Linked DNA regions of Homo sapiens: region 1 is linked to region 2. Evidence: chromatin contacts called from ENCODE Hi-C or POLR2A ChIA-PET data. All regions are on one chromosome and are shown on one strand. The core of a region is the stretch at or near the end of the contact, and the rest is flanking DNA. Distances in the headings are between cores, read along the strand shown. Region 1 overlaps LOC105377727 (a long non-coding RNA gene). Region 2 holds the start of LINC01944 (long intergenic non-protein coding RNA 1944).

The links. Hi-C counts contacts between places; a loop is a spot of excess contacts on that map. ChIA-PET counts read pairs that join two places held with the same protein, here RNA polymerase II (POLR2A). Pooled maps may share reads with other maps.
Region 1: a loop to region 2 is called in a map of transverse colon, with 2.8 times the contacts of the local background. The contact joins the enhancer-like site here to the promoter of LINC01944 in region 2. A Hi-C loop is called at or near these places in 2 of 168 maps with a recorded cell type or tissue (sigmoid colon and transverse colon) and 4 of 50 pooled maps. POLR2A ChIA-PET finds 5 or more read pairs at or near these places in 2 of 52 experiments (MCF 10A and OCI-LY7).

The regions. Positions count from the first base shown.
Region 1 is chr5:172,520,835-172,527,610 of GRCh38, forward strand. All of the region lies in intron 1 of LOC105377727 (a long non-coding RNA gene), which reads left to right. Among named protein-coding and RNA genes, the nearest start is that of LINC01944, 35 kb to the right of the region's middle. Within about 2 kb of position 3,876, at least 3 of the 41 ENCODE cell types and tissues checked have a DNase peak (open chromatin) inside an H3K27ac peak, as active enhancers do; they include transverse colon, where a contact is called at or near this core.
Region 2 is chr5:172,554,526-172,560,905 of GRCh38, forward strand. It overlaps LINC01944 (long intergenic non-protein coding RNA 1944), which reads right to left and starts at 4,489. Exons shown (of 3, transcript NR_146726.1): 1 at 4,414-4,489; 2 at 3,342-3,570; 3 at 2,200-2,977.

The sequences.
Region 1 (6,776 bases), core at 2,626-5,125, 34 kb before region 2:
TTGATACTTGCTACAACATGAATGTACCTTGAAATGGTTTTGCTAAGTGAAAGAAGTCCATTATCGGAGTTCACATATTATATGATTCCATTCATATGATAGTCCAGAGTAGGGAAATCTATGGAAACAGAAGAGAGTGGTGGAGAATAGTGGGTAAGAGCTAATGGGTACAAAGGTTTTTTTTTTTTTGAGGTGATTAAATGTACTAAAATTGGCTGTAGTGATGGTTGCACACTAAAATCTACTGAATTGTACACTTTAAGTGGGTGAATTTTATGGTATGTAAATGACAACTCAATAAGTTGTTTTAAAAAGGTAAACATAACCTTAACACTAGCAAAACAAAAAGGAAATGAAAGAAAGAATGAACAGCAAAGAAAGTGGTAAATTTAAATGAACACCAATGGAGCCTTAAAAATATATGTAGAACTAAAATACACAGCAACTATAATACAAAAGTCAGGAGGGGGATGAATGGTGTTAACATGTTCTAAAGTCTTTCTATTTGTGAGGAAGATAAATATACAAATCAATTAGACACTGATGAGTCAAGGATGCATGGGTAAGCACTAAAAAGTAAATGACTTACAAATTAGAAGAGAAAAAAAATCCCAAAGAAGTCAATACATAAGAGAAAATGAAACAGTTATAGGCAGAAAAAAGAACTATTAGCAATTATATTAAATGTAAATGGACTAAATTATTCTCTTAAAAGATTAACACTGTCAGACTCGGGGGGGAAAATACGAAACCTAACTATATGCTATTTATAAGGGTCACATCTAAAACATAAGAATACAGAATGGTTAAAAATAAAAAGATAGAAAACGAAATACTATAGAAGTGCTGAGCAAGGGAAAACTGATGTAGCTGTGTTAAATTCCTATAAAATAGGCTTTAAGAACACACAAGTGTTCACAGCATAATTTGTAATACCCAAATATGAAACCATCCAAATATTCATTGAGAGTACAATGGATAAATTGTAGTATATTCATACAATGCAAATGAATGAACTACTCACAACCTTGGTTCTTAAAAATATAATGTTGAGCAAATTGGAGTAAGGCACAAAAGAATACATACAGTATGAATCTATTTTTAAAAGCATTTAAAAAACAGGCAAAACTAACAATTTTATTTAGGGAGGAATAACTAGGTGTCTATGAAGGCTCAATTCAGCCTGTCCACATTAAGGGTTCTTCCTGCAGAAATACAGGGAGATTTTTGGCAGGCTCTATATCTGGATGGGCTCTGCCCATGGTAATGAAGGGCCAGGGCAAGGTGGGGGAAATTTAGAGGCCAGGATGAGCCTAACAACCACATAAAAATTGAGGCTTCTTTGACCACTTCATGCTAAGGGCAGAGAAGGTTCCAAGGGAAGGGATGATAAGGGTGGAGCCATAGAGGAGAGAACAGAGCCCTTCTTATCTTCCTGGCCTGTACTGTCTGGCCCCAAGGTGCCAGTACTGGCTGCCTTCTTGGGCCACCTTTTGGGCTGGTGTGGCCATATTTAGTATCACATGACTCTTATTCCCAGCTGACTCATCCACTGCAAGCTTGGGATCCTGGACTCCACAGCATGTAGAACTAAAGGTGCTTAGGCCAATTTCCCCTCTAGTGCATTGAACAAGGGAGGTCTCAATACCTGAATTGCAGGAGCAATTAGGATAATATAATCTCAGGCTATTTCTATAGTTAGGTTGGCTCAGAGTGGGGTTTCAGTAGGAATAGGGTTTTCCAACAGTGGCTTCAGCTCGGTACCCCAAAGCTGATCTTTTCCCTTATCTCCTGTGTCTGATTTGGCCACATCTGCAGCTGGTTGCGGAGTCTGCATAAGTGAGTGCTTCCACTCAGACCATCTGATGCTTCAAGTGGCAAAAGTAGAAAGTGCTGGTGACATTTTACTTGACGTAGTGATTCTTTTTTTTTTTTTTTTTTTCGAGACGGAGTCTTGCTCTGTCGCCCAGGCTGGAGGGCAGTGGCGCCATCTCGGCTCACTGCAAGCTCCGCCTCCCGGGTTCACGCCATTCTCCTGCCTCAGCGTCTCCGAGAGGCTGGGACTACAGGCACCCGCCACCATGCCCGGCTAATTTTTTGTATTTTTAGTAGATACGGGGTTTCACCGTGGTCTCGATCTCCTGACCTCGTGATCCGCCCGCCTCGGCCTCCCAAAGTGCTGGGATTACAAGCGTGAGCCGCCGTGCCTGGCCGACGTAGTGATTCTTACAGGGTGAAAGTGATGCATGGCTTCCCTCCCTCCTGCTCTCCTGCATTATCTCCTTTCTTCCTGCCCTCTCTTCTTTTTTTACTCTTGATTAGCATTAGGATCTTAGTTGCATATTTGCAACTGTTATTACAGAAATCAATCTGGACTTGTGCAAAAAAAGGGTTTATTGCAAGGATCCTGGCTTGGCAGCTTGTAGAAGGACTGAGGGAGAGGCTGGTGAGCCAAGGACACACAGAGACGTCATCCTCAGATCTGATTAGAACACTGCTACTGCTGTCCTGGCTGCCACTGGCCACTGGTCCACTGGACTTGCAACTCCATTCTGCTGCAGCCCAGTACTCAAGGTCCCAGATGCCACCAACTCTGTGATGAAATAGGAAGGATTTCTGCTTCTTTCTGTCTTGCATACATGTTTGTGTCCCAGATGGAGTCACTGGACAGGCTGGCTGAATTTCAGGGGCCAGGAAAACATATGTCTGGCCTGTTCGGCTTCCGTAGAGAGAGGTGGTGCTCAATAGGACTTACACAGTGGCTGTTTCTTCAAACCCAGGAAGGGGCTCTGATGTTGGGCGCACAAAAAAGTGATGAGCACAGACTGCAGTGTCGTACTTCCAGTGCTGGGCACCGAGGGTGAGAGGAGAGTCAGGCACAGCCCTTGCCACCAGATGGGATACAGATGCATGATAAATTGCAACATGGGGATCAAAGGGCCACCAAGTTAGCACAAAGGACAGGGAATCCAGCCTCAGTTTCCCCATCTGTAAAATGAGAGTAGTAGTCATAGTGCTTGTCTCCTATGGCTGTTGTGAGGAATAAAAATAGTATATGTAAATTACCTTCTATTGCACGGGCATGTGTGGGGCACTGGACTAATGGCAGGTGTTGGCATTAAAGAGGCAGTTCAGCACAGTGGTCGGGAATGTTGTCATTCTCGCTTTGGGGCCCCATGGCCCTTCTTCAGGTACAGAATAGTGAAGTGGTAAAGACCATAGGCTCTGGAGCCAGATTGAAACCCAGTTCTCACTCATACTAGTTAGGGGGCTTTGGCTGACTTACTTTAAGTGGCCACACCTCAGTTTCCCTATCTGTAACCTGGGAGTGGTCATGATATCTCATACAGCTGCTGTGAGGATTACACAAGTAATAGCTTTAAAAGGTCTCTGGGGCTGGGCACGGTGGCTCACGCCTGTAATCCCAGCACTTTGGGAGGCAGAGGCGGGTGGATCACGAAGTCAGGAATTCAAGACTAGCCTGACCAATATGGTGAAACCCCATCTCTACTAAAAATACAAAAATTAGCCAGGTGTGGTGCTGCACGCCTGTAGTCCCAGCTACTTGGGAGGCTGAGGCAGGAGAATCGCTTGAACCTGGGAAGTGGAGGTTGCAGTGAGCCGAGATCGTGCCGCTGCACTCCAGCCCGGGCAACAGAACGAGACTCCTTCCCAAAAAAAAAAAAAAAAAAAGTCTCTGAATAGTGCCTGGCATGTGGTTACAATCTTAAATAAATGCTAGTAATTTTTATTTTTCAGAGACCTATTGTGGGCACAAAGCCCTGACAAACTCCAGACAGCCCTGTTTTGGATGGAGACAACAATCGCACATGACAACTAAAGAGGAGTAAGGCATGGAGCTAGTGAAGGCTTAGCGTGCTGTTCTGACTCTGTGTCAGCAGCCTCAAGCCTCCGGGGCACAGCCCATGTGTGTCTGCAGCCTCCCAGATGCCGCCAGCTCCCACCAAGTTCCTACTGATCCCCTACCAGCCTGTTCCGCACCCAAGCCTTCCATCTTGGTTTGGCCTTATCACAATTTTCACAGCACACCTGTCTTGCTCAAGATTCTCAGGATTTTGAACTCCACCAAAGACTTGAGGGGTAATAGAGTCAAGTGCCATCTGGCCCTCTGCCATCTTGCTCAATCCCATTCCCCAGACTGCCCCGGGCTCTTTCCTTGTTAGTTGTAGGGCAATGTGGTCTAATCTTTCTTTCCAAGTCTTTTCTTGGGAGCAGCCTTGTCATCTAGTCTGCCTTCTCCTTACTCTGGGACAGTGGTTCTCAATCAGGGATGATTTTGTATTCCAGGGACATTTGGCAGTGTCCAGAAACGTTTTTTATTGTCACAATGGGGGCTGGAGTTAGGGAAGTGCCACTGGTATTTGCAGGTAGAAATTGGGGATCTGCTAAACATCCTATAATATGCACAGGGCAGTCTCCTACGAGGAAGAATTTTCCAATCCCAAGGCTAAGAAGCCGCTTTCTAGGAACCGTGCTGAATGAAATGGTCTATATCTTGTTACAGTACAAAAGTATAAAGAGGAAGGCAAAAATGCCCCCCAGTCGTACTATCCAGAGACAACTAGTCTTCATTTTGGTATCATCCCTCCAATCTGCATATTTACATGTAGATTTAGAGATGTGCATAATTTGACAGAAACATGCTCATGCTATATGTGCTATTTTGCAACCCATTTTTTTTTTCACTCAACAACATATGATGGGTATCTTCCACTGTCAACAAAAGTAAATTTGCAACATCTTTTTTAGAAGGCCGCATGGCATTCCATAGTAGGGATGTAACACTTCATTTAGACAATCCCTTATTGATGGATATTTAGATCATTTCCAGTATTTTGCTGTTATAAACAACACTGTGATGAATATCCTTGTATATACATCTTAGTGCACTTGTCTGAGTAAATCCTTAAGATAAATTCTAAGAGTGGAATTGCTGGCCAAAGAATAACATGCCCTTTTTGGACTTTGGATACTCAATGCGGAACTGCCACTTTAAGGCATATTAACTTACACAACTCCAGCAGGGCACTGGGGTACCTATCTCTCTGCTCCTTCTTCCACCCTGGATATTATAAATAGTCTTAATCTGCAAAAGCAATTGTTTAAAGCATTAGCAGGGAAGAGCCAGGAATGCTCAAAGCTAAGTGTCTGTGTTTCTCTTTGGCTGTTGAAATCCTGGGATTTGAGGTATCCCTTCTGGAGCCTGATTTTATTTTCTCTCCCTGAGCCCCGCTCCCTTTGTGGACTCCTCAGCCAGGCCAGGGCAGATAAGAGGAATTTGGTGAACAGACTGGGGGCTCCACTTTGGGGCTGCTGCTTCCCGGTCCTGTGGTCCTCTCTGCGTGGCTGAGAACTCTCCTGTCTTCCTCGGTGGCTGCTCTGCTCCCTGGTAGTGAAGGAATCAGGGGTGTGTTCCCGCTGGGGCCACCTCTGTCTATGGCTTTAACCATCTCTATCTATGGGGCCATCTCAATCTATGTATGGCCTTAACCATGACCATCTCTATCTATGGGGCCATTTCTATCGATGGCCTTAACCATCTCTATCTGTGGGGCCATCTCTATCTATGGGGCCATCTCTATCCATGGCCTTAACCATCTCTATCTATGGGGCCATCTCTATCCATGGCCTTAACCATCTCTATCTGTGGGGCCATCTCGATCTATGGCCTTAACCATCTCTATCTGTGGGGCCATCTCTATCCATGGCCTTAAACATCTCTATCTATGGGGCCATCTCTATCTATGGCCTTAACCATCTCTACCTATGGGGCCCCATCTCGATCTATGGCCTTAACCTGAAGCCTCCCCTGTTCCTTGTGCTCAGCAGGGCTGCTCCCTTTTCCTGGTGAAGTCTTACATAATACTAGCTCATACGGACACAGTGGTTTCAAGCTTACAGTGTGTGGGGTTTCTTTTGTTCCTGGTTTCCATGATTCCTCCCAAGAGCCACACGAAGTGGTTATGATTCTTGCCCTTATTTTTCTCAATACAGTAACTGAGGCTCAGAGAGAGGAAATGCTTGGCCTAGTCCCACTGCAGGTGAGCAGTAGGGCAGGTGGGATTTGAACTTACACCTTCTGTTTTAAAACGTACCCAGGATTTGTCTAAATTAGGTATGGTAAGACCCACGACTGTCACGAAGGACGAAGTGTTTATACTTACACAACTTCCAGCAGGGCACCGGAGTACCTATCTCTCCGCCCCTTCCTCCACACGGGATATTATAAATTGTCTTAATTTGCAAAAGCAATTGTTTAAAGCATTCTAGGTCCCTAGAAACAGGAGGCATCGCACGCCGTGCAAGGCCACATGGGGAAGCGCCAAGGTTCAGCAGGAGGTAGAAGGAGTGAGGGAAGGGGTTGTCCAAAAGTATTGATTGTGGTTTCCATGGGAAAAAATGGGTGAGACAGGTTAAGCAGGTTTAGGACTGGCCGGTTTGAATAATTTCAGTGGGCTCCCAGGTGTAGGGACTGCCTCTCATAGTCTGATACTCGGCCCTGGATTGATTAGGGCAGGAGGATATGGGAAGAAGGGGCTTGATATGGGAAGAGTTTGATGGGTAGTTGGAAAAAAGATAAAGTCCAGTTGGGCTAAATTGATTGACATGCATATGGAAGGGACGCTTGTAAGGAAGGCACACTTGTTTGCTATTTCTAAAAACTGGCTAGCCCTGGGAAGGGCAGTCTCTCCTCCCTCAGTGGGGCCACAGATGCCAGAGCATCAAGCATACAGAAAATAAGAAAATACACACCT
Region 2 (6,380 bases), core at 3,239-5,738:
GCAAAATCATAATGGGCTAGCAGCTTAAGTCGCCCGTTATAAATGTCTCCCCGGCACAGAGTTCAAGTTTCTCACGTATAATCCCTGCCCCCATTAGGCCCGGTAATGCCTGTGAGCAAGGATGTATAATACCTCTCCCCCATCGGCTGCCAGCTGGCCCTCAAGATTTACGTGTGGCTCCTGTTTTTCCTCATGCAAACGCTGCCCGTCGGTTCCTTCCATCTTTCCTAATAAGTCATCTTCCTCACCCTTGGTAATCTCTCTCACTTTTCCCTGGACCGCCTCCAGCCGGCCTTCGTTTATGCAGCCGGCAGATGCCAATTGGCAGCATCCAGGGGCTCCAGTGTGTGAAAGGGGCCCCAGTTCAGTGGGGATATTTGAGCTGAGCTTCAGGCTGCAGGTCTCGAACTTCGGTGAACATCAGAATCTCCTGGCAATGCAGTTTTCTAGGCTTCAGGTCTTCTGACCAGAGGCTGCCTTGGAGTCCAGGAATCTGAACACTTAACGAGCCGCATGTGGGCTTCTGAGGCAGTGTTCTTGAGAGTGTTCTAGGGATCTAGGCCTCAGTGTTCTAGAGACGATGTCTTCAGATTAACTTGAAAACCACTCCCCTTTTCACTCACATCCCTCCTCCATTCATTCATCCAGCCAGTCGGCAAACCCTCACCGAGCACCCACCTATAGCCAGCGTTGCACTGAGAATAAAAAGATAAGCCAGACCCCGACTCTCCCCTTGCCAAATGCATGGTACAATTTGGGAGCTTACAACTTTATGTCTAATACAATGAGGCATGAAAGCAGCAGGTTAAAGAGGAGATGACCCAGGCTCTGGAATGAGATGGGCTGCTCACTAACTTACTGGCTGTGATGGTTAATACTGAGTGTCAACTTGACTGGATTGAAGAATACAAAGTATTGATCCTCGGTGTGTCTGTGAGGGTGTTGCCAAAGGAGATTAACATTGGAGTCAGTGGGCTGGAAAAAGCAGACCCACTCTTTATCTGGGTGGGCACCATCTAATCAGCTGCTAGCACGGCTAGAATATAAGCAGGCAAAAAAATGCGAAAAGAGAGACTGGCCTAGCCTCCCAGCCTGTATCTTTCTCCCATGCTGGATGCTTCCTGCCCTCGAACACCGGACTCCAAGTTCTTCAGTTTTGGAACTCGGACTGGCTCTCAGCCTGCAGACGGCCTATTGTGGGACCTTATGATCACGTGAGTTAATACGTAATAAACTCCCCTTTATATGTATATCTATTCCATTAGTTCTGTCCCTCTAGAGAACCCTGACTAATACAGCGACCCTAGGAAAACAACTAGGCCTTCCTCTGCCATGCTATTATTACAATGGTGATAATAACAGAATGTGCTGCTGGGGGTTATCAGGAAGATTAAACAGGGTCATGGACGGGAAGCTCTTGGCTGATGCCTGGCACACAGCGGTTTTCAATAAACAGTGGTAATTCCATTTTAGGTGGAATTTGCTTTCTTTCTTTTTTTTGAGATGGAGTCACGCTCTGTCGCCAGGCTGGAGTGCAGTGGCGCGATCTCGGCTCACTGCAACCTCCGCCTCCCAGATTTTCCTGCCTCAGCCTCCCGAGTAGCTGGGACTACAGGCGTGTGCCACCATGCCCAGCTAATTTTTGTATTTTTAGTAGAGACGGGGTTTCAGGCTGGTCTCGTTCTCCTGACCTCATGATCCGCCCGCCTCAGCCTCCCAAAGTGCTGGATTACAGGCATGAGCCACTGCGCCTGGCTGGAATTTGCTTTCAATATTTAGGATATTTAGCTTCCTCTTTAATCATCCAAGTCATCTCACTGTTAAAAAAGAATTTTCTTTTTTGCCTTCTTGCAATGAATCAGAGCCCTGAATGAAGGCAGGGAGAAGGCAAAAAGTATTTCTTTTCAGATCAAGGTTCCCCTTTCCTAGGATGCCTTGGGCTGGGGCGTGACTAATCCTTCTCTAAACAAGTCCATGGCCATGTCCTCTCTTGGGAGAGTGGCTGAGAGCTCAGGCCCTGATGCCAGGTGAGTTTGAATCTGGTTCCAGCTGTGTGGCCATGGGCAAGCCACTTCGCCTCTCTGAGCCTAAGGACAGTATGTACAGCATGGTACTGTTGAGGTGTTATATACAGTGAGATCTACAAAGCTTATCTAGGCACATATTCAGCAGTTGTAAACTATTAGCAACAATTCGTCATTCACTGAATAGATATTTATTGAGCACCTAGAATCTGCCACATGTTGGACTTTACACCACAGACATAGCACTTCATTCAAAAACAGACCCAACAATAAGTAAACAAATACAGACATAGATATGTCAGGGTGCTGAGCACCATGAAGAAACATAAAGCAGGGGAAGGGATAGCGTACGATGGGGGCATGGGTTGGGGTATTTAACTAGGACACTGCAGGAAGTCCTATTGCAAATGGGCTGTTTGAGCAGAGCCCTGAATGAAGGCGGGAGAAGGGAGCCTGTCTGTGATGTCTCCTGACCAGGGTCTGGTGGCGGCAGAGACTGGGACTGCAGCCCCGCATTGGCAGCAGGTCTTCCACGATGGGGTGTTCCTCCCAGCTCCCCCCCTCCCTCCTCCTGCTTCTGCTCCCTTTTGGCAACCCCAAGAGGCTGAGAATGTCCTTGGCCACGCTGCTCCCTGGGGCCAGGGCTGTCTCCCCAAGAAGGAGTCCAGTCTTCCCTGTGGAGCTCATGACAGTATTCCCTGGGAACACAAGCCGCGCAGAGGAGACGCCCCGGGAGTTAACAAAGGCACTGAACTATTTAGCTTAATCTCTGACTTCTCTCTCTTGACCTCTCCTCCAACCAAGTAGATAAATGGCCTCGCTCTGTTCAGTGCTTGGCTCGGGTCACAATAAATCAGCTGGCTGTGTATGCATGCACGCTTACTCTCCCAAGCTGAGGCCAGCCTTCCTGTGATAAACCACCAGTATTTATTCCAGTCTGTCCTGTGTGTGTCCTGGAAACAGAAATAATTTGGGGTTGGGGTGTGTTTTCAGGTTCATGCTCTGCTCTTCTTATCCCACAGAGTTTGACAGAGCTAAGCCAAGCCAGAGTTACGCTGACACACAAAAATGACACAGGCTAAATCACAAACCCTGCAAAGGCTGCTGAGTTTCATCATCCCCGTCCCAAAGGCAAGCCCCTCTTCCCTTGAGTAAGGATACCTAATGTGTGTCAGGGGATTCACCAGATGCAGACAGGAACCAAGCCCCATCCTGCCCTAGAAGAGCCTGCAGGCCGGTGAGGAGGGCAGACAACTTTCACCCAGGACAAAAGTTGCTAAGAGAATAAAGAGACATCACATTTTCTTGAGTACTCACTATGCACCAGGAGTTGTTCCAAGATCCCAATTAGCAGTAACGCATTTAAACCTCAGAGCAGCTCAACATGGTAGAGGTGTGTTCCCATCCACAGCACTGCACTGACACCAGACAGCCTGGGAGGGCTGTGGGAGCCAGACTGGGTATGACTCTGTGGCCTGGGGTCAGATGTCTGCAGCTTCCCAGAGAAGAACACACTTGATTGAGCCTTGTTGGGGTGAAGAAGCACCTGACAAGTGGAAAATAATTCCAGGCAGAAGGACCAGTGTGGGCCAAGAAAGGCACATGTGGTCCTGTGGTGTACTCTCAACCACCCAGGTCCTATTATCGTGCCCATTTTCAGAGATCAGTGAGGTTGAGCAAGTTGCCCAGGGACACACAGGAGACTGTTCAGATTTTCACTCCTGGTCACCAACTACTGGGTCTACTGCCTCCAGACAATGCAGGTCACAGGGGCACATCATATGGGACCTCCTGGAGGGCTCGTTCTCATCTCAGATGTCAGGAGGCACGGCCCAGAACGTGCAGGGCCCTGAGATCTGTGCTCAGCGGCTTGGACTGGAGGCTGAGTAGACCAGTTGTGAGCAGGCTCTGGAGGCTATGGCCCCAGCAGCCCTAGTGGCTTAGCAGGAAGACCACAGCCTGCACCAGCCACTCACTTCCAGACCCCACACCAGAGGCCCCTGAAAGGGGGCAGGATGTGCCTCTGGACTTGCAGACACCCACCCCCCATGACAGTCCTCCAGGGGCCCATCAATCCCCACAGCCTTTCCTTCTTCTTCAAGGGCCTCCGCCCTAGAGAGGGACTTTTTCGTGAGAAAACAGAGGTGCCTTACCCCACCCAGTTCCCCTTCCACACTGGGAAGGCAGGGCTCGGAAGGCAGGGCTCAGACCGCAGGGAGGGATGGAGAAGGGGGAGCTCGGAGGCTGCTGGAATGAACTGGGCTGGGGGTGGGAGGCATTTCTGTAAAGGAGGACTCGAGGCCTCCAGGGGCTGGGGCGGGAGGCAGTCAGGCTGCTCGAGATTCTGGCCACTTGGCGCAGTCATATTTCAGAGCCTCGGCTTCCTCACCTGTAACCTGGGGACAGTGGTCGTTCCTTGAGGCACGCCAGGAGGGGAGAATGAAGCGGAATATGGAAAGGGCCTCCCCTTTAGTAGCTGTTCCCGGCACAAGGAGTTTGGGTGGTGGGTCCCCGGGAGGACCTATTTATTGTTAGTATGAGCCATGACGGCAATCATCTAGCAATGCCTGCTGCGGCACGAGACCAGAATGGCGGACACGGTGGAGAAAGGCAGCCCTGGTTGAACTCAGCCGCACGGGGCTGTTTTCCTTCTGCTGGTGGCTGCGGCTGGGGGGTGGAGGGGGCGGGTGGGGGCTGAGCTCAGCTCTTAGCTGGAGATGTCTCAGCATCTGATGTGACACTGCTGTTGTTTTTGGCTTCACATCCAAGACTCTTTCGCGGCTAATTACTCACTGTCTTGGGAGACTGGCCCAGGAACCTGAGAAAGGAGAGAGGAGAGAGAGTGCCGGTTTCTGTTTTGCAACCAGTTAAGGAGGCAGCAGTGCTGGGACCCATGGACCTGGCTGGAAGGAATAAAGTCTTTTGCACGCTCTCAGCTTTATTGAGATATAATCCACGTACAATAAAATTCACAGTTTGGATAAACCTACTAAAAACCTACAAAACCCACAAAACCAAAAAATCATCACCCCCCCCCATCAAGATTTAGAATCTCTCCAATAACATTTCCTCTTGCCCCATCTGTCAATACCCACTCTGCCCTAACTAATCACTAATCTGCCTTCTGTCACTATGTGTTGGTTTCACCTTTTCTAAAATTTTATATGGATGAAATCACCTAGGATGGACTCTTTGGCATCAGGCTATTTTCATGCCACGAAATGTTTCTGAGATTCACCTACATTGCTGAGTGAATCACAGGTCCATTCCTTTTTTTTTTTTTCTTTCGAGATGGAGTCTTGCTTTGTCGCCCAGTCTGGAGTGCAGTGGCGCGATCTCGACTCACTGCAACCTCCGCCTCCCAGGTTCAAGCAATTCTCCTGCCTCAGCCTCCCGAGTCGCTGGGATTATAGGGACCCACCACCACGCCTGGCTAATTTTTGTATTTTTAGTAGCTGGGATGACAGGCGTGCACCCCTACACGCGGTTAATTTTTGTATTCTTAGTAGAGATAGGGTTTCACCATATTGGCCAGGCTGGTCTCGAACTCCCAACCTCAAGTGATCCACCCCCCCCGGGCCTCCCAAAGTGCTGAGATAACAGGCGTGAGCCATCACACCCGGCCGGGTCCATTCCTTTTTAGTGCCAAGTTGTATTGCATTTATGTGGACACGACACAATTAATTTACTCATTCATTTACTAATAACCATTTTAGGTTGTTTCCAGTCTTTGGGTGAACATATGCTCTCATTTCTCTTGAGTAAATACCAGGAGAGTAAATATCAGTGGAGTTATTAGTGCATATTATAAATGTATGTTTAGTTTTATAAGGAACTTCCAGTCTTTTCCCAAAGAGGCTGTACATTTTACACTCCCATCAGCAATGTCTAAGAGTTCTAGTTACTCCATATCCTTGCCATCACTTGATATTGGAAATCTTTTAAATTTTAGCCATGTTGTTAGTAGGGGTTAGTAGGTATCTTACTGTGGTTTCAATTTGCATTTCTCCGGTGATTAATAATGTTAAGTATCTTTTCACAGGCTTGCATCTCATATGGGATTTTGAAAATGAAATGTGGGGAGTCTTGAACCAAGGCCTTGACACTCCCATGAGAAGACCTTGGAAATTTGGGAGGGGATTAGAGGATCATGTGCCATTATCCCTACCTCTCCTAACCTAACTTTTAAAACTGGAATGGTTTATTACATGAGTAATATACATAAATGTATTCATCTTGCAAGAATAGGAAAAATGTCTTATGTAAGACTTGAGACTCCCATGAATGCACTGAGGGATCCCTTTATAACCCCTTGTTTCTTCTCAGAGATCCTTCTTTATTTTTAGTTTTTTGAGA